Regions from separate parts of the Homo sapiens genome. Here all the other regions are linked to region 1. Evidence: read pairs that join two places in POLR2A ChIA-PET (ENCODE). Cell type or tissue: OCI-LY7. All regions are shown on one strand. Each heading gives the region's core, and the rest is flanking DNA. Links, peaks and the distances in the headings are about the cores only.

Region 1 (8,114 bases), core at 2,333-6,332:
TTATTACCCTTACTGGCTGTTAACAGTTATGACACAGAAACTTGCAATAGGTTGGATGGAATCCTTTCAATATGAAAAGTAATTATAAACAGGTGAAGGTACAATGGCAAATTTCGTGTTGGCTTTGGTAATGTTTTGCATATAATCCCTCTGTCAAAGTGTCTTAAATAATAAAACAAGCAAAAATCACACACACACACGCACACACACATTTTGTTTTCAAAGACCACGGTGTAAAATGAAGATACACACACGTTATCCTTTAAGTTGTGGATCTTTGGTTGGCTAGTTGGTTATGATGTTTTTTCCCCCGCTCAGCTCTAAAAAAACATCCTCGGCAAGGTGAGGTGGCTCACACCTGTAATCCCAGCACTTTGCGAGGCCGAAGCGGGCGGATCACCTGAGGTTGGGAGTTAGAGACCAGACTGACCAATGTGGAGAAACCCCGTCTCTACTAAAAATGTAAAATTAGCCGGGCTTGGTGGCGCATGCCTGTAATCCCAGCTACTCTGGAGGCTGAGAGAGAAGAATCGCTTGAACTCGGGAGGAGGAGGTTGCGGTGAGCCGACATCACGCCATTGCACTCCAGCCTGAGCAACAAGAGCAAAACTCCGTCTCAAAAAGAAAAAAGAAAAAAAAAATTCCTCAAAGCCAACCCACCTGACAAAAGGAGGGAAGGAGCTGATACTCGAGCCTCACTCTCGAATCAAGAAAAGGGAGTAGGCCTTGGGGAAATGTGGCTTTCAAAATTCATGCCACATTTGCACAAGCCAAATCGCTATCTGGTCCCTGCATCCACCCACACACCCCACTGCCGTCTTCCTAGGAAACACCAGACTCTGCCCTGATACCTACGCGCCCGACTCGCGGGGCGCTGTTTGTTTAAGACTCGCCCCCAAAGAGCGCGGGAGCGCGAGCGGCACCAGTTCCAGGGTTCAGCTCAGGTGACACAAACGTAGCCAATGGGAGGCTGCCGCCGACTCTCGCCACCCGCCCTCACCAGCATCCCCGCGCCTCTCCCCGCCAACCCTGCCCGGAGCGCCAGCGATGCCCTCTGCCCGCGGGGACCCGAGCCTCGCGCGCCCTCCGCCCTCCCTACCCTGGCCCCTGTACCCATCACACCTGGGGCACTGCCGTCCGCCGAGCTTGGGCGCGCGGCGGCGAGAAGGCACTGGAGGAGGAGAAGCAGCCGGGGCGTAGGCGCCCTCGCCCCCAGCAGGCCGGGGAGGGCGCGCATGGCGCCAGAGGGTCCGCCTCAGTTCTCGTGGAGACTGCTCCCTCAGCTCGCCGCCGCGGGTGTCCGGAATCCCTCCGCACACTCGCAGGTGGCCCGGCACCCGCAGCCAGTGCCGCGGGCAGGACGCTGAAGAAAAGGCGGAATGGGAGGGGCCCGGCCGCCTTGCCCTACTCCCCGAGACGCTCTTACCGCGCCCGGCCTTCCATCAGTTATGCAGCCCTCAGCCCGCTGCTGGCGTTCCCGGATGTGCGGTGCTACTCCCGGCTGCAGCCTCTCCGGCCTCCGCCCTCTAGGCTCTAGCAGGTCGGGAGAGAGCTTGGGCAGGTGATGTGTAGCCCATCGCGTGGGGAGAGGTTGAAACTATCCCTGCAGACTGGCCTTTGCACTTCATCTGAGGCAGATTTCACTAATTTTCGTTGATGGGACAGATGAGAGACACTTTCCTCCTCCCCGACCCCGGACATCTTTGGGCTTTCTTATGAGGGAGGCTTATTTTTGCGCAGGTGTAAGGTTTTATCCAGCTGCCAGACAACTTGTACTGATCTTTCTTTGCTTTGCCTACTAATCACACACACCCTCTCTTCTAGCCTGTGAAGACTTAACTGATTTTCTACGGATGAAGGTTTCAGTGTCCCAAGGCCCCATACCGTATCTGATTTTACTTTATTTTTGTTTGTTAAGCCTAACAGCTTCTGAGGAGCCACGTAGAGCTCAAGAAGCAAAAGCTACTGAGAGTAGATGCTATGTAAACTGCACAAGACGTTGACCTTTGTTAAATCCGAACACTGTTTAAGATAATGCTATCTCTTACCCACGAGGCTGTAGCTTGGAATATTCAGTGCTCTGAACCAAATTAAATAAATTAGTGCTTTATCCGGGAGGGGAGGAGAAATCTATGTTGTAACATTGAAACACATTGATTTGATTTCTCTCCAGGATGTTATAACGCATTAAAAGATATTTTAAATATTTTTCACGAGCTTTGTTTCCTCTCCCTTTATTTTTTGAAGTTCAGCTTTCACATTCGTAAATTCAAAATATATCAGCGTTAAAAAAAAAAAAAAGGATTGGAAATAACATAAGAGACAAATTTTGAAAATTGAACTATTTAACAAAACCTATGCTTATTCCAGGCAGGAATGGTTAATTTGTAATTGGTACGTATTACTAAAACATGTCCGTTTTTGTTTTAGTATTATATGCGCAAAACTTTGGAAACAGATGTAGATTCTTCAAGTTGGCAGTGAGAGAATATGAATAATACAATTCATTCAACCATATTATCTACCAGGTGCCAGTCATTGTGTTCAAAAAAGGCTAGATAGGCACGCATGCACGAATGCACGCATGCACACATGTACACACACACACACACAAATTAGACAACTATTTATCTGTGAATAACAAATCTTAGAAAAGCCTCTTCTCAGAAAATTATGGTCACAATGATTAAAATCTTTTGAATGAAACTTTAAAAGATGCCTTCAAGGACTAAATTGTATACACTGTTGACCCTCTGAGGGCATTGACTGGGCTTGCTAAACCCAAATTGCCTAATCAATGGCTGCTACATCACGCCTCTTTCTTTCTACCCTGCATCTGGTCTCAGGACTAACTGCACACGTTTCCCTATAATTAGGTAGAGTGTCAACACTAAGCACTTCTCACCTCAAACTAAACTCTGACTGACTTTTCCCAGTTAGTCTCATAAAATCCTTAGACACAGTATTCACCCGTCTTCAAATGAGCTGAACTTACTTAAACATTTTTTTTTCAGTTGAATCAGCCTATTTATGACAAGAAAAACTTACTTGCCCAAGTTGATGCTGATCCCCACTGTTGCTTTTGCTGTTAGAACAAAAAAGTTGAGAAAGAAATATAATTCTCATTTTGCTAAGCATTTTGAAAGTCTTTTCATCATTGTTCCTGTTCTATATTTAGATATTTGATATTTCCAGCCTTATGCACATTCCACTTTTTCAAATGCTCCATATCCTTTAAAACCAGCTTATCAACTGCCTTCCCTATATAACTTTTTCTGACCTTTCTGGTCCAAACTGACCTTTTCCTCCTTGGTGAAATAAATATTGCAACAAGCACTTTGATACTCTCATCATCATGAAGTGTATAAAGGGGGAATAAGGGTCCTTTGTTTTCTCCCCTTGAGTTGGGTGGGCTCTGTGACTCCCCTAACCTACTGAATATTGCTGAAGAGATATTGTGTGGGCTGGCCAGGCCTGGTGGCTCGCGCCTGTAATTCCAGCACTTTGGGAGGCTGAGGCAGGCAGATGACAAGGTCAGGAGCTCGAAACCAGCCTGGCCAATATGGTGAAACCCCATCTCTACTAAAAATGCAAAAAAAAAAAAAAAAAAAAATTAACTGGGCGTGGTGGCACATGCCTATAATCCCAGCTACTTGGGAAGCTAAGGCAGGAGAATTGCTTGAACCCAGGAGGCAGAGCTTGCGGTAAGCCAAGATTGCGCCACTGCACTCCAGCCAGGGCAACAGAGCAAAACTCTGTCTCAAAAAAAAAAAGAGAGAGCGAGAGAGAAAGATTGTGTGGGCTTTCTGTTCCAGACCACAAGAGCTTCCACTTCCTTTCTCTTGGAGACCTTGCTCATAGAAGACAGCTGCCTGGTGAAAAGTACTACGGTATTATCCTGAGACTGCCACACTGTGAGAAACCCAAACACCATGGAGGACCGCGTAAAAATAAAGTCAGATCAAGTAAAAAAGGAATATGCAGGTTATCATACATACAAAAGAATAGTTCACAAACCGGAAGACTTCAAATCAAAAGTAGTAAGAAACTTGACATGAGAGTTACAGTGCAGCTTATAAAGCATCAATGAGGAAGTGCATTGACCTCTATTGTGACTGGCTGTTAAAAACTTATATTCCTTTTTGGGCAAGTAGAGCTGTATAAGCTTATTTGTCTGTAACAAATTGGTTCAATTTCATCATACTAACAAGAAAGGAAAGCTTAACTTTTGTTAATGGTTAGAAATTGCATTTCAGGGAAGTCAGGATAGCTTAAATTTTGGTCATGTGGCTATGAGTGGTTAACCTAAGGATATACTGTGGCCTCCATTTTGATTATACTTTAACAAATCCCCCATACAGGACCTTAAATCATTGTTGATTGTTTCTTTTGCTGTGCAGAAGCTTTTTAGCCTGATTCAATCCCATTTGTCTATTCTTTCTTGGTTGCCTGTGCTTTAGAGGTCTTACACAAAGTATCATTGCTCAGACTAATGTCCTGGAACACTTCCCCAAAGTTTTCATCTAATTGTTTCATAGTCATAGTTCTAGGTCTTAGATTTAAACCTTTAATCCATTTTAATTTTATTTTTGTGTATGGTGAGATATAGGGGTCTGGTTTCATCCTTCTACATGTAATTACCTAGTTTTCCCAGCACCATTTATTAAACAGACACTCCTTTTCCTGTTGTATGCTCTTGGTGCTGTTGTTGAAGATGAGTTGGCTGTCAATGCATCGGTTTATTTCTGGGTTCTCTATTCTGTTTCATTGGTCTATGTGTCTGTTTTCTTGCCAGTTCTAGGCTAATTGGGTTACTATAGCTTTTTTTTTAATGTTTAATTTTTGTTTTAAGTTCCAGGGTACATGTGCAGAATATGCAGGTTTCTTACGTAGGTAAGTATGTGCCATGGTGGTTTGCTTCACAGATCATCCCATCACCTAGGTATTAAGCCCAGCATGCATTAGCTATTCTTCCTGATGCTCTCCTTCCTGCAACACCCCACCCCCAACAGGCCCAGTATGTGTCCATGCGGTCTCATCATTAAGCTCATTCAGCTGAGAATATGTGGTGTTTGGTTTTCTGTCCCTGCATTAGTTTGCTGAGGATAACAGCTTCCAGCTCCGTCTATGTCCCTACAAAGGATATGATCTTGTTCCTTTTTATGGCTGCATAGTATTCCATGGTGTATATGTACAACATTTTCTTTATCCAGTCTACCATTGATGGGCATTTGGATAGATTCCATGTCTTTACTATTGTGAATAGTTGGTTATTATATCTTTGCAGTAAATTTTGAAGCCAGGTAATGTGATGCCTCCAGCCTTTTTTTTTTTTTTTTCTTTTTTTGCTCCAAATTGCTTTGGGTCTTCAGGGTCTTTGTGGTTTCATATAAATTTTAGCATTTGTCCTATTTCTGTGAAGAATGGCATTGGTTTTTTAATAAGGATTGCATTAAATCTGTAAATTGCTTTGGATAGTATTGTTATTTTAGCAATATTAATTCTTCCAATCCATGACATAGAATATCCTTATTTAAATGTTTCGTTCAATTACTTTAATCAGTTTTTTATACTTATATTTGTATAGACCTATCAGTGTTGGTTCATAGATGTATATAATGGTTACATTTTCTTACTGAATTGACCTTTTAATCATTATGTAGTAAACTTCTTTATCCCTTTTTACAATCTTTGATTTGTAGTCTATTTCCTCTAATATAAGTATAGTTACTCCCACTCTTTTTTAGTTTCCAGTTGCATGCAATATCTTTTTTCACCCCTTCACTTTCAGTCTATCTATATGTTTAGAGGTGAAGTGGGTTTCTTATAGGCAGCATGTAGTTAGGTATTGTTTCTTTATCCATTCAGCCACCCTATGCCTTTTAATTGGAGAATCAAGTCCATGTAAATCCAGTGTTATTATTGATAAGTAGGGAATTGCTACTGCCGTTATGTTGCTTGTTTTCTGGTATTTTGAAACTCCTCTCTTCCTTTCTTCTTTTCTGACTCTCCTTTTGTGGTTAAGTGATTTTCTGTGGTAGTATGTTTTAATTTGCTGCTTTTTAATTTTTGTGAATCTATTATAGGTTTTTGCATTATGGTTACTATGAGGTTTACAAAAAACGTCTTGTAGATATAACAAGTTATTTTAAAGAGATGACAATTTATCTTAGATCACAAAGAATAGAAACAAACAAAGAAAAAACAAAACTTCCACATTTTAACTTCATTTCTCTCTCATTTTGAATTTTAATTGACTTTACATATCTTTATATTACCTATCTCTTAACAAGTTTCTGTAGCTATGATTGTTTTTGATAGATTTGCTTTTTGAGGCTTCATATTTGATTTATAAGTGGATTGCACACTACAATTATAGTATTAGAGTATTCTGAGTTTGTGTCCGGAATTTATTCCTTCTGGTGGGCTCTTGGTCTCGCTGACTTCAAGAATGAAGCTGCAGACCTCGTGGTGAGTGTTACAGCCCTTAAAGGTGGCACATACGGAGTTTGTTCCTTCTGGTGGGTTCATGGTCTCACTGACTTCAGGAATGAAGCCACAGACCCTCATGGTGTTACAGCTCATAAAGGTAGTGTAGACCCAAAGAGTGAGCAGCAGCAAGATTTATTATGAAGAATGAAAGAATAACGCTTCCACAGCATGGAAGGGGACCCAAGCAGGTTGCCACTACTGGCTCTGGTGGCCAGCTTTTATTCCCTTATTTGGCCCCACCCATGTCCTGCTGATTGGTCCATTTTACAGAGTGCTGATTGGTCCATTTTACAGAGTGCTGATTGGTTCATTTTTACAGAATGCTGACTGGTGTGTTTACAATCCTCTAGCTAGACACAGAGCTTTGGTGCGTTTACAATCCTCTAGCTAGACAGAAAAGTTCTCCAAGTCCCCACCTGACCCAGAAGCCCAGCTGGCTTCACCTGTCAATCCCCCCTCCAAATAGGACACCTCAACTGCTGTGGGAATTGGGCGATGACTACTTTAGCTACTTCCTGCTGGATAGGGGTGAAGAAGGGGGCCTGCAGTGGTAGCGTCCTCCAGAGGAGAACTCTCTAGGCCAGACAAAGGGCCAGTGAGTTGATCCAGGGGCCTCAGTAGAAGTTGTTAGTTGACCTCATTTAGGGTTCCATTTGTAAGACCTCTATAGCTTGATGGCATCCATCCTGGAGGTAACAAATTTGACAAGGAGGTTAAAAACACAGGGCCCAAAGGTAATAGCAAGATGGCTGAAACAGGACCTAGAAATGGGAGAAGCCATGTTGCCCAACTCCAGAGGTTGGTATGAGTTTGAAAGGCGTTGTCTGATTTCAGAAGCCTTTTCCTGTAAATGCCAGGCAGCATCTTCTTCTATCCCTGGCTGGTTATTGTAAAAACAACAGTCTTCCCCTAAGAAAGTGCAGAGTCCTCCTTTCTCAGCAGTGAGGAGGTCTAGGCCTTGGCGGTTTTGGAGAGTCACTGCTACCAGAGTCTATTTGGGATTGTAGAGTAAGGATAGATTTTGTTATTTTTTGCGAACTGTCTGAGAAATCCTTTGAGAGCATGTGGTAGTAGGATAATACATGTTACACTGTTAACTTTTAGCAAACTTTACTATTGTTGAAAACCTTGTAAGTTTGGGATTTCAATTATTCTTTGCTATTAATAAGACCTCGTTCAGTCCATATTAACTTAGAATTGGTATAGATGGCTCCTTCCTGATTCTGTAAGTACTATAAGGTTTGGCTGAGTGCAAACAACTGGCACGTTTGAGCAGACCAGTTATTAGGCAATTTTCCTAAATCTGCTTCTACAAGAGTTTCTTTATCACTTGCTGAATACCCATTGTGTCTTTTTCCCTTAATCACCTGGGAGGAACCATCTATCATCCACTTCTGAAGGGAGTACTTCCTAGGTCTGATAGGACCTTTGTATAGTAATTAAGATTTAGATCCCCTGTTAGGAAACCTGCTGGGTTAAGGATTTTTGATAGGAAGGCTACGGTTTTGATAGGAAGGCTATGGGTTGTCAGTGGCCTCAGTGTTTTTGGGCTACACCCTTGTTTACACTGACAACACGGTGGTTAGGAGTGTTATAGGGTTATGGAGAAGACCTTCAATTAT
Region 2 (8,114 bases), core at 1,757-5,756, 89 kb after region 1:
TGAATAGGTAAATCAAACTAACCAGCAAGGACTCATCTTTCAAGATTCTCTGGCTAGGACTCTGAAACCATATTAACCTAACTCTTCGATATAGATCATCTCAACTAAGTATCATTTCCAGGAAGCTGTGCATCATGTTGGGTGCTTTCACTGTGTCTGAAACTTACTAGTTGACATGTCAAAACCTTAATTATCTTTAAAACTCTTGCTAGGATGCAAACTCCTCAATGAGATCTTCCTTCCCTATATTGCATCCATCCCTTCTACATGCTATTAGTACTGCATCGTCACTACGGATTTGCATTTTTTATATGTTGTTCTCACACTGGGTTCTCCAGTAAGTAAGTAAGATCATTAAAAATAATCATGGTATTTTGGAATGCCCTGGTCTGAGAAAAGTGCCTGGCATATATTAGAAGCATCGCAAATGTTTATGAAACCACATTGAAATGTGACTGCTATGTCAGCATTGTTGCAGGCTGGCAGGACTTTATCCAACTACCTGTACAACTTGCTTTTTAGCTAGAGTATGATTTAAGTCATACACATTGAGAAAAAATTCCTGTCATATTTTCCCCAAATTGTCCACAAAGCTATATTCTTCTAGTATATTTTGTCTCCATATACTCTTGTGACATTTTTAGTTTTACTTTAAGTCACATTTTTAATTGATTTATTAAATTTAGGAAGAAATCTACAAATTAAAAGCCATTACATATGTACAGTGGCACATTTTATGTGGTGCACATTTTAAAAACATTATATTTTAGCAGTATAGAAAACAGCATCTAATTTTATCAAAATAAGCTTGCTAGTCATTGTCATTCCCATTAAGAGGATAAATTATCTTTTCAAATAATTCTTAAAGATATACAAAATGCAACTTCAATTTTTAGCAGGATGGTTGATTAAGATAACTAGAAACTCTAAAAGTGTAAATAACTAAATGTAATATATAACATGGTTAACATATAACAAAATGGGTTGGTAACAATTAACAAAAAGTTTTAAATGCATAGCTACGTTTTCAACAAAGAAAAGGAAACCTGTAGGTACCAGAAATAAGATGGAAACCAAAAACCAAAGGGTAAGCATGCAAGCAGAACCTGAGGCGATGTACTTTTCCTCCCAGTATTTTCAAAACTCAAGTTGTATTTACAAGATGAGACAGAGGACAAGCATGGCCTATGCAACCTATGCATGGCAAAGAATGGGAACTGAGAGAATGGAGCAGAGCAGGTACCCTCAAAAGTCTACACATTTGATAGATGATTAAATTTTCTAATTGCCTAAAATCACAGGAAGATAGCAAAGAAGTTTGTCTGTCTCTGTCTAGGCTCTATGTTTTAGACGTATATATCTCCAAAGAGAAATTTTAGTCCTATGGCTATCCCAGGTTTGAGGTTAAAATGAATATACTGTTAATTTTAACAATATACATCATATTATTCCTAAGACAGGGATTACCATTAAACCACCTGGTAAATCTACTTCAAAGCTGTTTCTTAAAGACAGGCCACAGTGTTCTCTCAGATAAAATGTAGGGAAAAGCCTCAGTAAAATAAAGTAGCAATTAAAAAAGAAAACATGGAAATCGCAGAAATAAATTACCATGAATTAGATTAAGCAAACACTATAGAAAGATTAGAGTCTTGGCTGGGCACGGTGGCTCACACCTGTAATCCCAGCACTTTGGAGGGCTGAGGTGAGTGGATCACAAGGTCAAGAGATTGAGGCCACCCTGGCCAATATGGTGAAACCCCGTCTCTACTAAAAATACAAAAAGTAGCTGGGCGTGGTGTGCACCTGTAGTCCCAGCTACTCAGGAGGCTGAGGCAGGAGAATCACTTGAACCCAGGGGGCGGAGGTTGTGGTGAGCCGAGATCGTGCCATTGCACTCCGGCTGGTGACAGAGCAAGACTCTATCTAAAAAAAAGAAAAAAAAAAAGATTAGAGTCTCAAGAATGTGAGATATAGAAAGATAATTTAAATGAGAATATAGAAAAATACATATCAGTGTACAACTTTTTTTAATGCACAGAGGCATAAACATGGCTGCACCAACAGGTAATTTTCCTATAGGGGTATGGGGAGGAAGAGATCAGACTAGACAGGAAAAGGAGGATCAAAGGTAAATAGGTAAATTAGGGTAAATGAGGTCATGATCTATGTAAAGGAAACAGTTTGAAGAATAAGAATATTGTAAAAATAACCCAATTTTGGTGCATATTATAGAATCCTGAGAAATCAGGTTGAGTGGATAGAATGAGTCAATTTCAGTAGGGTAAGCTAGGCTGAAGTAAACATCTTGGTTGGTTTCCAACATCCATCCCATTACTTCTCTACTAAGTAGCTGTATGATTTGGGAATGCAATTCTATTCAAGGTGGGCTTGACTGGTCCACCCATCCCCTCCCCAAATCATGTCTGACCTATAAGACTTTAAACCCACCCACAACTTATTGGCACCTTGTGCCAGTGTAGGCCCTCTTGCTCTATTTCTCCCCACATTGTTTTCTGGAATTTATAGTATCCAGTTGAACAACAAAAAAAGACAAGCACAAGTGAAGGGCTCAAAAATATTCCTGCTGCCTTAAAAGCAGTACATGTGTAGTAGCATAACAGACATTTAGAATTCTGATTGGTGTAATGCAGAGGAAGGAAGTAAAGATAGGATGAGTAATGTGTTCATAAATGTTTAACAAAAGGGGAGAGTCCTGATTTGTAGCCTGTGATGATCCCATCGAAATGGGAGTAAACACTCTCACCATGGCTGATTTCAAGATTTAAGTAGTTTAACAAGCAACTTTCAAAATTCCTGATAATGCAGCTCTTGACTTGACAAACCATTATGAGCAGTCTGGCTCTCATGCACCATAGCTCTCAACCCACCTTTAGAAGATAGCAAAGTACCACTTCAGATGTTCTCTCACCAATGGATTATCCATCGCATTTTTCCAACTGGTTGTATTAGCCTATGGATGACAAATATTCTTCTCAGATTCTAGCAGTAGAGTTACTGTCATCCTAGGTGTTAATGGTAGTGTGAGCATTGTCTTTTTCTTATTTTAATAGAAAGTTTGGAAACAAAAAAAAATACAGAAGCTATTTTAAGTTAGACTCCCAAACTACAAAATACTAATAATATTTATAAATTTATTCATTAGTTTAACAAAAATGTATTAAGCTCTTTCTAGGTACAGTTTTAGGTTGCAAGGGTAGAGCAGTGGGGGAAAATTAAAATAATTAAAACCAACTAACCAAACAATTTCTTCTCTTCTGCTCCCCTCTGAGTTCTTCCCTAATTTGGTTTATAAAATATCTCATTTCTTTCCTTTATGTAAATGAAATATATGGCAGTATATATACACATAATTCTGAATTTGAATTCATAAGTGATGGAAGGAAATAAATGTGCTTGAAAAAAATATGACAGACCATAGATAAACATCCACAAATAGAACTAAAAAAAAAAAACTTGCGTAAGTTTTTGCAAGTCACAAGAACAGCAACCCATCTAGTAAATAAAACAATTGCAGCACTTTTTGTAATAGAAAAATATCTGAAAGATCCATCAATTGGAAAATTGATAAATAATTGTGCTGGATCCATATAATAAAATGTTGCATAACAGAGAAGATGAATAAATCCAAGCTATAGATACCAATATGGGTGAACCTTACAAATTTAAAGTTGAACAAAAACAAATGCCAAAAATATACACAGCACAATGTTTTAAATATATAATTGTAAGACCTTTAATCTATGTATAAGTACACATGTGTGTGGATAATCAATCTTACATTCATGGCAATAATAAAAAATTTCATAAAAGTGGTAGCCTCAGAAGTTGAAGAAAGCATGATGCTATTAAAGAGTTATAATCGGCTTTAGCTGTTTTCAGATTGATTTCTTTTTAAGCTGGATAATTAGCATACAGATTTTTTTATCCTACTTTTTCTTTTGGAACACATGAAGTGTTTTATACATATTTTATTTATTTTTTAAATTAATTTTTCAAATTTATTTTTTAGACAGGGTCTTGCAGAGCCCTGGGTGGAGCACAATGATGCAATCATAGCTCCTTGCAGCATCGAACTCCTGAGCTCAAGCAATTCTCCCACCTCAGCCTCCCAACTAACTGGGACTACAGGCATGCTCCACCATGAGTGTCTAATTTTTTTTTTTTTTTTTGGTAGAGCCTGGGTCTCACTCTGTTGACCAGGCTGGTGTCAAAACTCCACTCCTGGTCTAAAGTGATCTTCCCACCTCAGCCTCCCAAAGTGCTTGGATTACAAGTGTGAGCCACTTAGCTGGGCTGATAACATATTTTAATAATAGATTTTAAATATATTGACTAAATTTTTGTAGCTTCACAAGTATTTGTGTGGTTTGAACATTAGTAAACAGTGTATTATCTTATGCATAAAAACCTTCATTAGTAGTTCTTCCTTTCAAGTTTGGGAATTACTTGAATTAAATATGGAAGCTCCATATTTAATTACCAATGAGTCAGTAATGTTATTAAGGATTTTCTACCCAATTTCAAATTGTAACTTTCAGAGTAATTCATGTGCAAAAAATCAGAATTAATAATTGAGAATTGGAGACAGGAGTAATCTCACCTAGGATATAAAGAATGGTGACACAAATACAGTCTCTCTTTGTTATCCATTATCTGCATTTTGCCCCAGGAAGACCTACCCAGTTTTTCATGACCAAGATTTGTGATGTCATCTGAGTGTATACGCTGGTGTGTATGTGCACAAGCACGTGTGTGCAAATGTATGTGTATCCAGTGAAAAGTGCCTGGTATAATTTTTAATTATAGAAATGAATCCAAAGCACAGAACATAAATTGTAATCAAATAGGATAGTTTCTCTGAAACTAACTTCTATATTGATTAAAGACTCAAAGATATTGAGCTTTTGATCTAGAAATCCCTGCTTTGCCAACCTTAGAATGAAATGTAAACACTGCTGGATGGAGGTAAACACTGCTGAGATAACTCTAAATTAGCCTACAGGGAATATTTTTTTCTCCCTTCATTGAAGTTTAAGGTCAGATCTAAGCAAAAATTTATTTGCAATAAAATGGGCTTGGGGAGAACAAAAACGTAGTCAGCCATAGATTTTCCAAATTCTAGACCTCCTTTGGTCACTGACCAGTTTTGTAACCTTATTTCTCTAGTCTTACTTTCTCATATCTCATCTTTTCCCATTTGTATAAAATATCTGGCATTTTATGCATAATTATGCAATTCATCCTGATTATATTTACCTGTGCTAAATAGACCTGGAATGTTTAATAGAATTTGTTTCCCAAGGCAACCCATGACTTTACATGTGCCCCAGAATTTTCCTCTGAAATAATGAAAGTTTCCTAGCATTACAAAAACTGAAACAAGGTATTTTTTTCTGGTTTATTCTTGATGAAAAAATAAAATAAAATTAGAATACTTGGGAACTGAAAGAATCAGGAAAGTACATGCAGATGTGCTTGCCCTAAAATGAAAACAAATTTTGAGGAGAAATGGAGAAGCAGCATATAAGGTTTTACTGATGCTCGAACTTTTCTTCTTTGCTAAGACTATGCAGTTTTTTTCTTAGAACCGTATAACTAAAGGGGTTTTATCAAACACTAGCACAAGTGTACTTTAAGGAAACGAAACAATTATAAAACTCTACATGGAAAAGTGTTGATATGTCAAAAATTGTAAGTTAAGTAAGACTAGTTTACTTACAAATGCTGTAGCATTTCATACATTGTATAAGGCCAAGCCTGGTGGCTCATGCCTGTAATCCCAGCACTTCAGGGGGCCAAGGCGAAAGGACTGCTTGAGCTCAGGAGTTGGAGACCAGCCTAGGCCACACAGGGAAACCTTTGTCTCTACTAAAAATAATAATAATAACAATAATTTAAAAATCAGCTGGGTGTCGTGGTACTTGTCTGTAGCTCCAGCTACTCAGGAGTCTGAGGCAGGATGACTGCTTGAGCCCAGGAGTTTGAGGCTGCAGTGAGCTATGATGACACCACTGCACTCTAGCCTGGGCAACAGAGTAAGACCCTGTTTCTAAAATGTAAATAAATAAAAATAAAATGTAGTTCACTTATGAGAATTATATCTCCATTTAAACTTTATTAAATCTGTATTGGTTAAGGTGTTGTACAGCTTTGATTTAAAACTTATGTTAGCACAACATCTTGCGTACATAAAAATGATGTTAGATGTTGCAGTGGTTCTTTCTGTTTTTTCATTTTTAACTGAGGACTGTGTTGCAAATGTGAACAAACCAGAACCTCAATATTGGTTTTGCAGATTAATACTCTGAAATGTACAATTCTGTCATTTGATGAAGTAGTATAAGTGGACTCAGGGTGGATACAGAGTATAATAATGACATTAAAAGTAATTTAATTTGAACCTTCATGAGAAAGGCCTGTAGATTGTTTTCTTTAGGATAAATCCACAATTAGTTTCCAAATATCATTATTAGCTTGAAGCAATAAACCCCTTTCCCAAAATAGTCCAGAAGGAAAAATTTTCCTTTCTTTTCCGACCACCACTATGCAATTTCAAAAAAAAAATTGAAAAAAAAATTGTAACGTTATGTTACAGTTTCAAATGCTCAATTGCCTTCTAGACTGTTCTAATTCAGAGCATAGAATCCACTGTGTGCACCTGTCCAGATCCTCACATTCAAGTCTGCTTTGATAGCCTGCTCATTGGAACACTTCCACATCACTGTCCCTCTGGGGCCTCATCTGCTTACACTGCTGGCTGTCTCAGCCTTCCCAGGTGTCAGCTGGGCTCCAGCACAGCCCTCACTTCCTAGTCACAAGGGGACCTGCAGCAGCCCAAGTGTCCAGACCTACATTGAAGGGACACATAGGGGCTGTGGTTCTTCCCATCATGTCCATAATCAGATGAAGTTCTGTGGAATGCCTGAGACAGAACTTCCCGAGCAGCTAATGACACAACTCAGAAGTGTGGGGTGTGATGCCTCATTGTTCAGCAGCGAGAGACAGAAGAAAGAGGTTGACAAATCCAGTTTCTCAGAAAGAAACATTTAATAGTGTAAACTAAAAATAAAATTCTACACCCCCCAACAGACTGAATGGACCGTTTCTTGGCCAAGTTGGACCCCAGAGAAACCTTGAAAACTGAATTCTCAGCCATGACAGGATAGGAGGTTGGACACCACTCATTAGACCCCCTCCCTTACTAATGGCTAACCACCATTAGGCTTTCCTTCCTAGGGGCTAAAAAGAAAGGAGCCCTCTCAAAGGACTCTACCACAGATATCAACCAACCACCTGAAAAAAGACCACCGACCCCGGAGTAGTACTGACCAGTCTATGGAGAACGGGCCGTAAGGATTTTCATGTCCTCTGCTTCATCTTTTGGCGTCAGAGGGCCGAAAACTCTACCCTCGGATCATGCTAATGCTGCTGTTTTTTTGTATGTGGGACCCATGAGGGCTGAGACGCTCAACTGCACATAAGCATAGTTCTCCTTTCACAAATATACATGACTCCTCCCATACCTTATGGAATGTGTACACTTGCCACCCTGCCCAACATAGATTCCTGTTCCAGTTTTCCCTCCCTGGAAGTGTCCGTTTCTGGTTTCTGGCTATAGGCTACAATTCCCAGCCTGTCAGAATGGCACCCTGAAGGCTGCAGCCCTTTATGAGAAATAAAGCTCTCCTCTCCAAATTTATGAACCTTGTCATTCTTCAGTTGACAATTTACGAACCTTGTCATTCTTCAGTTGACTTAGGAATATTAGCCATATCTCTGGTGGTGGTGAGAGGATATGGTGGATCCCTGCACCATTCTCCCTCAGACCCAGGGTTTTTTTTTTTTTTTTTTTTTTTTACCATAGGGAAAGGGTAACGTGCTTCAAAAGGAATTTGTAAGACAATTGAAGTAATTTGCTCAAGGACAGAATTTGTGGTAAGTCAGTCAACACATCTGAGTAGCATTCAAGATGGAGTTGCTTTACCTCCACACAAACTTAGAGTAATGAGAAAAATAAAAAAGCCAGCAGATAAATTCCTGTCCTGTCTTTCTATCTCACACTTTCCTGAGTAGCAGGGGTTACCTTACGA
Region 3 (8,114 bases), core at 1,757-5,756, 52 kb before region 1:
ATGCCTGGCTAATTTCTTTTTTATTTTTTGTACAGACAGAGTCTTACTATGTTGCCCAGGCTGGTCTCAAGTTCCTATCCTCATGTGATCCATCCTCCTTGGCCTCCCAAAGTTCTGAGATTATAGGTGTGAGCCACCATGCCTGGCCTAAAATTCCTTACATTTAAAAATCAATGCATTATCTTATTAGAATAAAGGATAAAAATAAGGTTTGCATTTGTACTGTCCATGAAACATGAAGAACAAAGGAAATTTAAATAAGTTGAAAGCAACACAATCTGTGTAATAGTTAGTAATAGTTTAGAATTAGAACTCGTTTTGCTCACAAGACACTAATTCATTATTACAGAAAATATGACTAGACCTTTATACTATTCTATGTGTTTTTCAAAGTAAAAGAAGCAAATACTGAAGCTATAAAAGCTTGTTTTTCTTTATTAGAATATTTTTTTCAATTCTGATTTGTCACAATTTAGATTGTTTTTCTAAGAATAAGTAGAAATTTACAAAATTTCATTTTTATTTATATATTCATCCATTCAACACACATTTCAAGACATCTGTATTGCACCCTTTCAGTGGTAGTTACAGGACAAAGAAAGAAAATAATCCAAGAGAGAGACCAACAAATGTATATTTATAACACAGAGTAATAAACACAAATAAATGTGGAGTTACTTAAGCATGTAAGATGGTACATGCTCTACTAGGTATGGGGGCTTCTCTAAGACACAAGATCAGATTAAAGTCTTGAAAGATAATCTGGGGTTAGTCAAGCAGGTAGAAGTGTGAAGAGCACTTTCTGAGCGGAATCTCCATGTACCAAGTCTAGTTCAAGAGACTGGATAGAGATTAGCAATTTGGAGAATGCAATATTAAGAAATGGCAAAGGTAAGCCTACAGAGATTCCAAAGTTGCATAGTGAGGTTTGTGTTTGAGAAAGTGGACTCAAGCAGCCATGCAAAAGAGGGATTAATAGAAAAGGAGACTGAGGTAGGAAAATCAAGGCATTAGCTGTTGCAGCTGGTGTGGGCAGAGTTGGGGAGGCAATGGGGTGGATTCATGAGCTATTAAAAAGGTCAAAGGAGCAGGGATTCATGACCCATAAGTATTAATTAATACAGAAGAAGAAAATATCAGAATGAGTTCTAGATTGGGGCCTGAGCAGCTAGATGTTGGGATAATAAAAAGACTGCAAAAGGAGAAGATTTACACTTTGGCAAAAAATGTATATGAAAGTATCTGGGAATTTTATGCCATCATTAAATCTACTTATTATGCTGAAAATCCTTGTTAGCTGGAAAGACTAAGAGAATTCCCCAAGGTGCCTAATATATAAACTTGGAGTAGTTTTCCTACTTCAGCTTTTATGTGGCTTATTATTTGCAGTCAATTTATAGTTGGTCAGTATTAATCCATTTATCATCTCTGTAAGATTGGTTAATGGAAGCAGATTAAAATCCAACAGTGGTAATTTTCTAGAAGACCTCTAGAGAGACTACAAAAAGCCAAAAAATCAACTTTAATTTTTGAGTACTTTTCCTATTTAAGGTTACTGAAATAAATTGTCTTTGCTAGAAAAAAATAAGCAGTATTGCCAATTAAAAATTCAATTTACTATAGAAATATTTCTGATTATTTTACCTTTGGGAAGCAATGCTTCTTGCTTGAAAATTGTATCAGCCTCAATGGTTAGTGGTTGTAAAATGGAAGAATGCATACTGCAGATGGGCTACGCATTTGTTTCCTTGTGTTCTATATTCCCAGTCACAAATATATTGCTTTGAATTGTATTTAGTCAAACAGCAGATTTGACTAATATTTCCCTGAATTCAAATAGTTTAGATTAATTAAGCTAACTGATTGGTTATCTACCATTATATAGATATCACCCGAGTAATGTTGTCAAAATAATAATTAATTAAACTAAAATAAATGTATGGCCCTGAGACCAGAATAAAATGAAAACCAAGAATAAAATAAAGTTTGCCATTACTGGGATGTATTCAAGTTCAGCAAACTTATATGTGTAGTTAAGATGCTTTACAACAAAATATTGCATTTTGTTATAGCAACGAAGTATTGAGCAGCTTCCAAGTCACTACCTTATGTGTATTATTCATACTAGTAATACTGGTAAACATTAGCGATATAATTTTCACTACCAAATTTTATTATATTTTTCTTAGCCAATACATGGAGCAAATTTTTATAAAGTATTTCTTTTCAAATCATTGAATTCCTCCTCCCCAACCTTTAAATCCCCTAGTCGCCAAGAATCTTGGGTTCCACACCACCACTTTTTGCTTCTGTTATTAAAGTTGTTGCCCTGTGAGCAGTGGGACACTACACCCATCAGCTCCAAGGACACATCATGGTCATTTACATTATCTAGTATCCTGTGGCATGATTTTAGTATTTCATTCAAGCACTGACAACTTTTCGTGTCGATTCAGATTTTATAAGATTTGATTACAGTGAGTTTATAAAATATTTCAGTTATATATGCAATAGAAATGAAGTATCCTACTTTTGAAGGTAAGTCTAAGGCATTCACAGCAATAAAAAAGAAGTACTTTAGTACTTCTGGACTTCAGTCAAGGGAATTATTATTGTAAAGCACTAATAATGCAGGTTTAGATATTTAACCAGTCATAGATACCAGGAAGCCAGGTGTTAAATCAAAGACAGCAGGAAACCATGAGCCACAAAAGCATCAGTATAGCAGTATTTTAAGTATTACAACTATACAGACCTGCACCCTAAAACATGAACAACGGTGTACCTTATGAAGTTCAAAACCCTACCTAAAGACTAAGAAGCACTTTAGCCTGGTGGGGAAAGCAGTGGTTATGAGTGGAATAAAGACTGGAAAATTTGCTTTTGTAGTGCAGAGCTTTAGAGCAAGCACAGTTTTATTTATTTGCCTTAAACCAATATTTCTGGATAAAAGGTATGTTTTTCTTGTGGAGATTATAGAATAACTATCATTAGCAAAGGCAGAAAGTATTCATTTCAACTTAGTAAAGACATATTTTTTCACTATCACAGAAAGATGACCTTTACATAAAAATTGTTACATATACTTCCATAGATACTAATAGTAAGCATGATTTTTTTAAAAAATAACTTTCTAAGACAAATGACAAAGGCTTTTTCATGAATTCTTTGGTTATAGACAGGTTTTGAGTGATTTTTGTTCTATGAAATATTAAGTGATTCTGCTGATATCTGTTCTGTGTGTCCTTTGGAGACCAGAATATAATTAATTTTATTCTGGTCTAACATATTTATTCTGATTTACATTGCTTTTATGTAACATAATTATAGAATGAAAATATACCTTTAGATCTGAGATAGCATATATCATTGATGAAGCTCCTGCTGAGCATGTTGCATAAGCTTTTCATCCTTTTAAAACTAAAAACTCAGAGGCTCTTAATAGGAAGGATAAACAAAGCTGAAATACGAACTCTGTATATCTTCCAATGATTCTCGACATGATGTTTTGTATTCACTGGCCCAGAGACTCCTGAGTTAAATAAAGCATAATCAAATATAATTAGTATGTTCTGGTTATTTTACAGTAACTTACTATCACTTTAGCAAAGCAAAAAATACTGGGAAGTGAGGGATCCAATCTACTACCAAAACAAAGAGCTCCTACTGTAATGTTGATGAACTAAAAATTTTGAATCTAATCAGCAAAGAAAGTTAGCTTATATGCATAAGTTTACACCCCCAAATACATGGGAATACATGAAACTAAAATAACAGAAAATCCAGAAAATTTGGGAGGAAAACAAATAAAGCTACATGAAAAATTGTAAAAGAAACTAGTCCATGGTGATAAAATAAAATATGTAGCCACTGCAAAAGATTTACTTCTAGATTGGTTGCTATGTGTCCTCTGGTGGAAAAGGAAAGTATTTATTTTTGTATAACTATACTGCATATTTTCCCCTATAATAGTGTAAACAAGCATATTTGAGCACATCATAAATGACCAGATCTTTTATGGAACTAAAAAAAGTAATTGATTAATAGATAGCCTATGTATATTGAATTTTACCTTTTATTTGGAATATCATTCAGAAGTAACTTACATTTTTTCTATGCCTGGGGACATTATTTTCTATACCATTGCTATCATCTGATTTCCTGTACAGAAAACAAAAAAGAAAATTACTAAATGCTTATATTATATAAAATTAAGTCAGTACATCACTGATATGGCTATCAGGTTAAAATGTAAAATGTCAATACAGACAGAATTCTTTCTTCCTAAAAATGTTTTACTTACAATGTTGAATTTATTTTTATGGCATTGCTTGAAGAGGAGCTGTTACCACAAATGATAGTGACAAAGGCTTGTTGATTTTATGCACAGGGAGAATTGCTTCTCCCCAAGCATAAGTGAGGACTTGGGCATAAAGACCATAACTTATGTGTGGTTTTGGAAACATGCAAGCTAATAGCCAATTAGGAGGTCAACCAACATGTGTGATATTGGTGCTATACATTTGTATGCTTATTACACTGAAATAGAGGTTTTAAAAATGGTTCTTTTTCCACCCAAAGTTTATCAGAGCAGGACTACAAATGTGGGCCTCAGATTCTAAAGATTGACGAAAACTAAATAACCAGTACGCATAATGAATACCTTGCCCTTCAAGGTCTTGGGGGCAGGCTTCAATTATCACATCATAATGCATATCATAAGACAGTGTTACTTATAATTAACTGATAATATTTTCTAAAAAAAAGAAATCCCACCTGAGTGCTTTTTTCTTTTGTGTGTACTCTTCAAAAGCAGAATAATGGCCACTAAGAAAACACCTCAGCAACTATTGCAAGAAATGGTTTGAGGGGCACCAAAAAGCTCATTGTTCTGAATGAGTTCAAGTGTCCTTGATATCTGTATACAATCTAAAGATAGTGAAATAACCTAAAGAAAAACTAAACACCTTCAGTGATCCTTATGGTGCTGTACAAGATGAGCAAAATGATGTACATTAACCCAATTTTCAGAAAAATAATTCATCTTTTACACTATAGATTGAATCCATTTTACATTGTTCAGAAGTGATGGTCCATTCCACACTGTTCTGGCACCATCCTTTCAGAGTGTGTTTTAAATCAGAATGCAACTTCCAAATGTGAGCTCAGAGGAATGGTTAGAGACAGTGGGAGGCACAGCTCAGAGAATAGAGGAATCCGAGCAAGGTATGTCAATGACTGTCACGTTTGTTATATGATGCTAAGAACAAGAAAAAGGCCAATACATGGAAACAGGAAAGATTAGAAGTTCAAATCAACATAAATAAGATGTCTACATTCTCCAGAAAGAGAAGGGATTCCCTTGGGAGAGATACAATTCCCTTCCAACTATGCGAGTCTATGATTCTAAGACAACACTGCTTTTCTCTATCTGGTGTTATAGGATTTCTGACGTAGTTATTTTGTGCCCTTAACTTGGAAGCTCATATCATATTGGTTTATTTTACCAGCCTATGTGAACAGAGTGAACATGATTATTTGAATAATGTCTACAAACATCTAAATGACAACTGTCTGCTCCACTCCTGCTATCCGTGCCTATAACACTCACTCCATAGAGCTCCTGTTGGCTGATAAACTCTAAGTGCCATTTTGTGTTAGTTATACTTGCTCAGGCCTTCCACGTCTCAGGTTTCTTGCAGCAACTTTAATCTAGCCTCGTTTTCCTGGCCCCCAGCCCTTGGCTCTATTGCTCAGGCTTTAATCCCAGTCTTAGACACCTCTGTCACTAGCCTCCATACTCAGTTCTCTGGCTTGGAGGAATCCGGAACTCCCATCTTTGCCAAACTAAATTACATCCCTGGTGATTTTATTTCCAGACCTACTCATGCTTAACTCTAAACAAAGGCTGTGTAAGAGAACCTGTGACATAATTTGTGTTCTCTGAATAATAATAACTAATAGAATTCTAGGCCAGTGATTTTCAACAGACAGAGGATCAAAACCATTTGTAGATGTCTTCAAGAAATACAGATGCCACAGACCCAACCCAAGAGGTTCTGGTCCAGGAGATTCAGCAAGGTCTGAGCAACTGTATTTTTAAAGAGACTCTTAAGTGATCAAAAATTGCCAGGCTTGAGAACTATTGCTTTAAAAAAATAATATTAAATACTTCCTGATGGTTACTGCACACCTGTGCACCATAACCTATGCTATGCATTTACACATATATAATATTCATTCCATCCAACAACCTCATATGGTGAGTACTATTATTAAATCCATTTTGTAGAGAAGAAAGCTGAAGTACAGAGAAGTGCAGGTAGTAAGTGATGAAGAAGAATTCTCACGCAGGCAGGCAGACTTGGAATGCCACTTTCCACCACCACGTGGGCATATACAGAAAATACTCCTCTGCCTTTTTTCCCCCAACTGCAAACATTTCATTCAATTTTATATTTCCCTGTATTTTACTCAAGCGAAAATTAATCTGTAAAAAATAATACTTACAGCTGTTCAATCTGCTCAAATTCTTTCCCCTCATCTGTGTAACAAAAGAAGAATTTGACTATGAAGTTGGTTTGTCATTTTTATGGAACGTATATGCTCAATTAAACCTCCTTCCTAAGTAAGAAAGTACTATGCTGTTTCTCTTGTTTGGAATGAAGGAGAGACATGCTACCTTAAACACCTACACCTCCTTTAGTTGCACTACAGACCTTATCTGCATTTCTGATCAAACATAGTTTAGTGGCCTGATATTTTCAAAAACATGACTGCTTAGTTTGTCATTATTTAAATCATTAAAAATTTAGTATAAAATCAGGAAAGAACACAGGATGTAAGGTCAATTTTCTCTAGGATTACTGCTTTATCAACCTGTAACCCATCAGGCACAGGCTGCAAAAATAGGAAATGACAGGATGGTCTCTCTTTAATGAGAACTCTGGAATGGTTAATAAAATATTTTTTAAATGATAATCTAAGTGAAAGAAAAATTGTTTCTTTGAGACTTTTTATATTAAGCTATCATAGATTTTCCGAATATTCCAGTGCCAGAATACATATCACCTAATTGGTACTTAGGTACCAGTAGCACCAAAAAAAAAAGGTGGGGGGTTGGGCAGGGGGCAGGGAAGAGAAAGAAAAAAGGCATTTTTAATACTAAGTTTTTTCAGGAATTGAAACAGGAAGACCATTGATATGTTTCCAGCTCACTGTCACCATTGTTGTAAACCTAAATACTGCTCCAAATAAGAAAATGAAGATTTTCCCCAAAAATCCTAAAGTCATTGCAATGTATCAAATCATAATCCATATCATAAGTAAATAATACTTATAATTAACTGATAATACTTTCGAAAAAAACAAAACAAAAAAAAAAGAAATCCCACCTGAGTGCTTCTTTTTCTTTTGTGTGTACTTTTCACAAAGCAGAATGGTGGCCACTAAAAGAATCACCTCAGCCACTATTGCAAGAAATGGTTTGAGGGGCACCAAATAGCTCAGCACCACAAGCTCAATGTGTTCTTCACTCTCGTCTAATTGGAATAGTGCATGGCACCAGTAAAATCCCCCATCTTCCTCCAAAAGTTGTGTTATCTTCAGCTTTGTTTCATTAGCATATGTTCCATTGATCACATATTTATTCATTTGAACACCAACAGGAACCTAATGTGAGGAGACATTAAAATCCATTCCTATCATAGTACATAAAAGATACATGATATAGTTTTTCAGTGAAAGCTATAAGATAATGCCAACAACATTGCTTACTAGAGAAAGGCATATTAAAATTTGTGAGAGGTTATCTATAACACACTTAAGTCTTATCAGAGTTTGATCTCCCAGGGAGCAAACAAAGAAAAAATGTATACATTGCGATAAGGATTTAGCACTGAATGTTTAAAACTACAAAGAAGCAAATAGGTCATCATAGCTAAGTATTATAGAAGAATTAAAAACAGAAAAATCCCAGTCATCTGAGTCTCACATTCCTATCCCTGCCTAGTGCTTTAGTCAAAGTACTTTTTCCTTCACAAGCACAGGCACATATTCAAACAACTACCACCCTGGAAGCTACTATTTCTGATCATTTCTATACAGGAAAATCG

The links. Peaks named below come from ENCODE experiments on the same cell type or tissue, not always from the same donor. Only the 100,000 strongest peaks of a DNase experiment are listed, where the experiment ranks them.
Region 2: POLR2A ChIA-PET joins it to region 1 with 8 read pairs; 2 of 35 experiments call an interaction of 5 or more read pairs at or near these places.
Region 3: POLR2A ChIA-PET joins it to region 1 with 6 read pairs; 7 of 35 experiments call an interaction of 5 or more read pairs at or near these places.

What each region holds. Positions count from the first base shown.
Region 1 is chr1:121,512,468-121,520,581 of GRCh38, reverse strand. It overlaps the pseudogene EMBP1. Among named protein-coding and RNA genes, the nearest start is that of SRGAP2-AS1, 120 kb to the right of the region's middle. In OCI-LY7, for the core only: no CTCF peak of the experiment used is centred there; DNase peaks (open chromatin) are centred at 2,561 and 3,841; H3K4me3 peaks cover 2,102 bases; H3K27ac peaks cover 2,513 bases.
Region 2 is chr1:121,422,842-121,430,955 of GRCh38, reverse strand. All of the region lies in intron 1 of LINC02798 (long intergenic non-protein coding RNA 2798), which reads right to left. Among named protein-coding and RNA genes, the nearest start is that of SRGAP2-AS1, 29 kb to the right of the region's middle. In OCI-LY7, for the core only: no CTCF peak of the experiment used is centred there; no DNase peak of the experiment used is centred there.
Region 3 is chr1:121,564,194-121,572,307 of GRCh38, reverse strand. It overlaps the pseudogene EMBP1. Among named protein-coding and RNA genes, the nearest start is that of SRGAP2-AS1, 170 kb to the right of the region's middle. In OCI-LY7, for the core only: no CTCF peak of the experiment used is centred there; no DNase peak of the experiment used is centred there.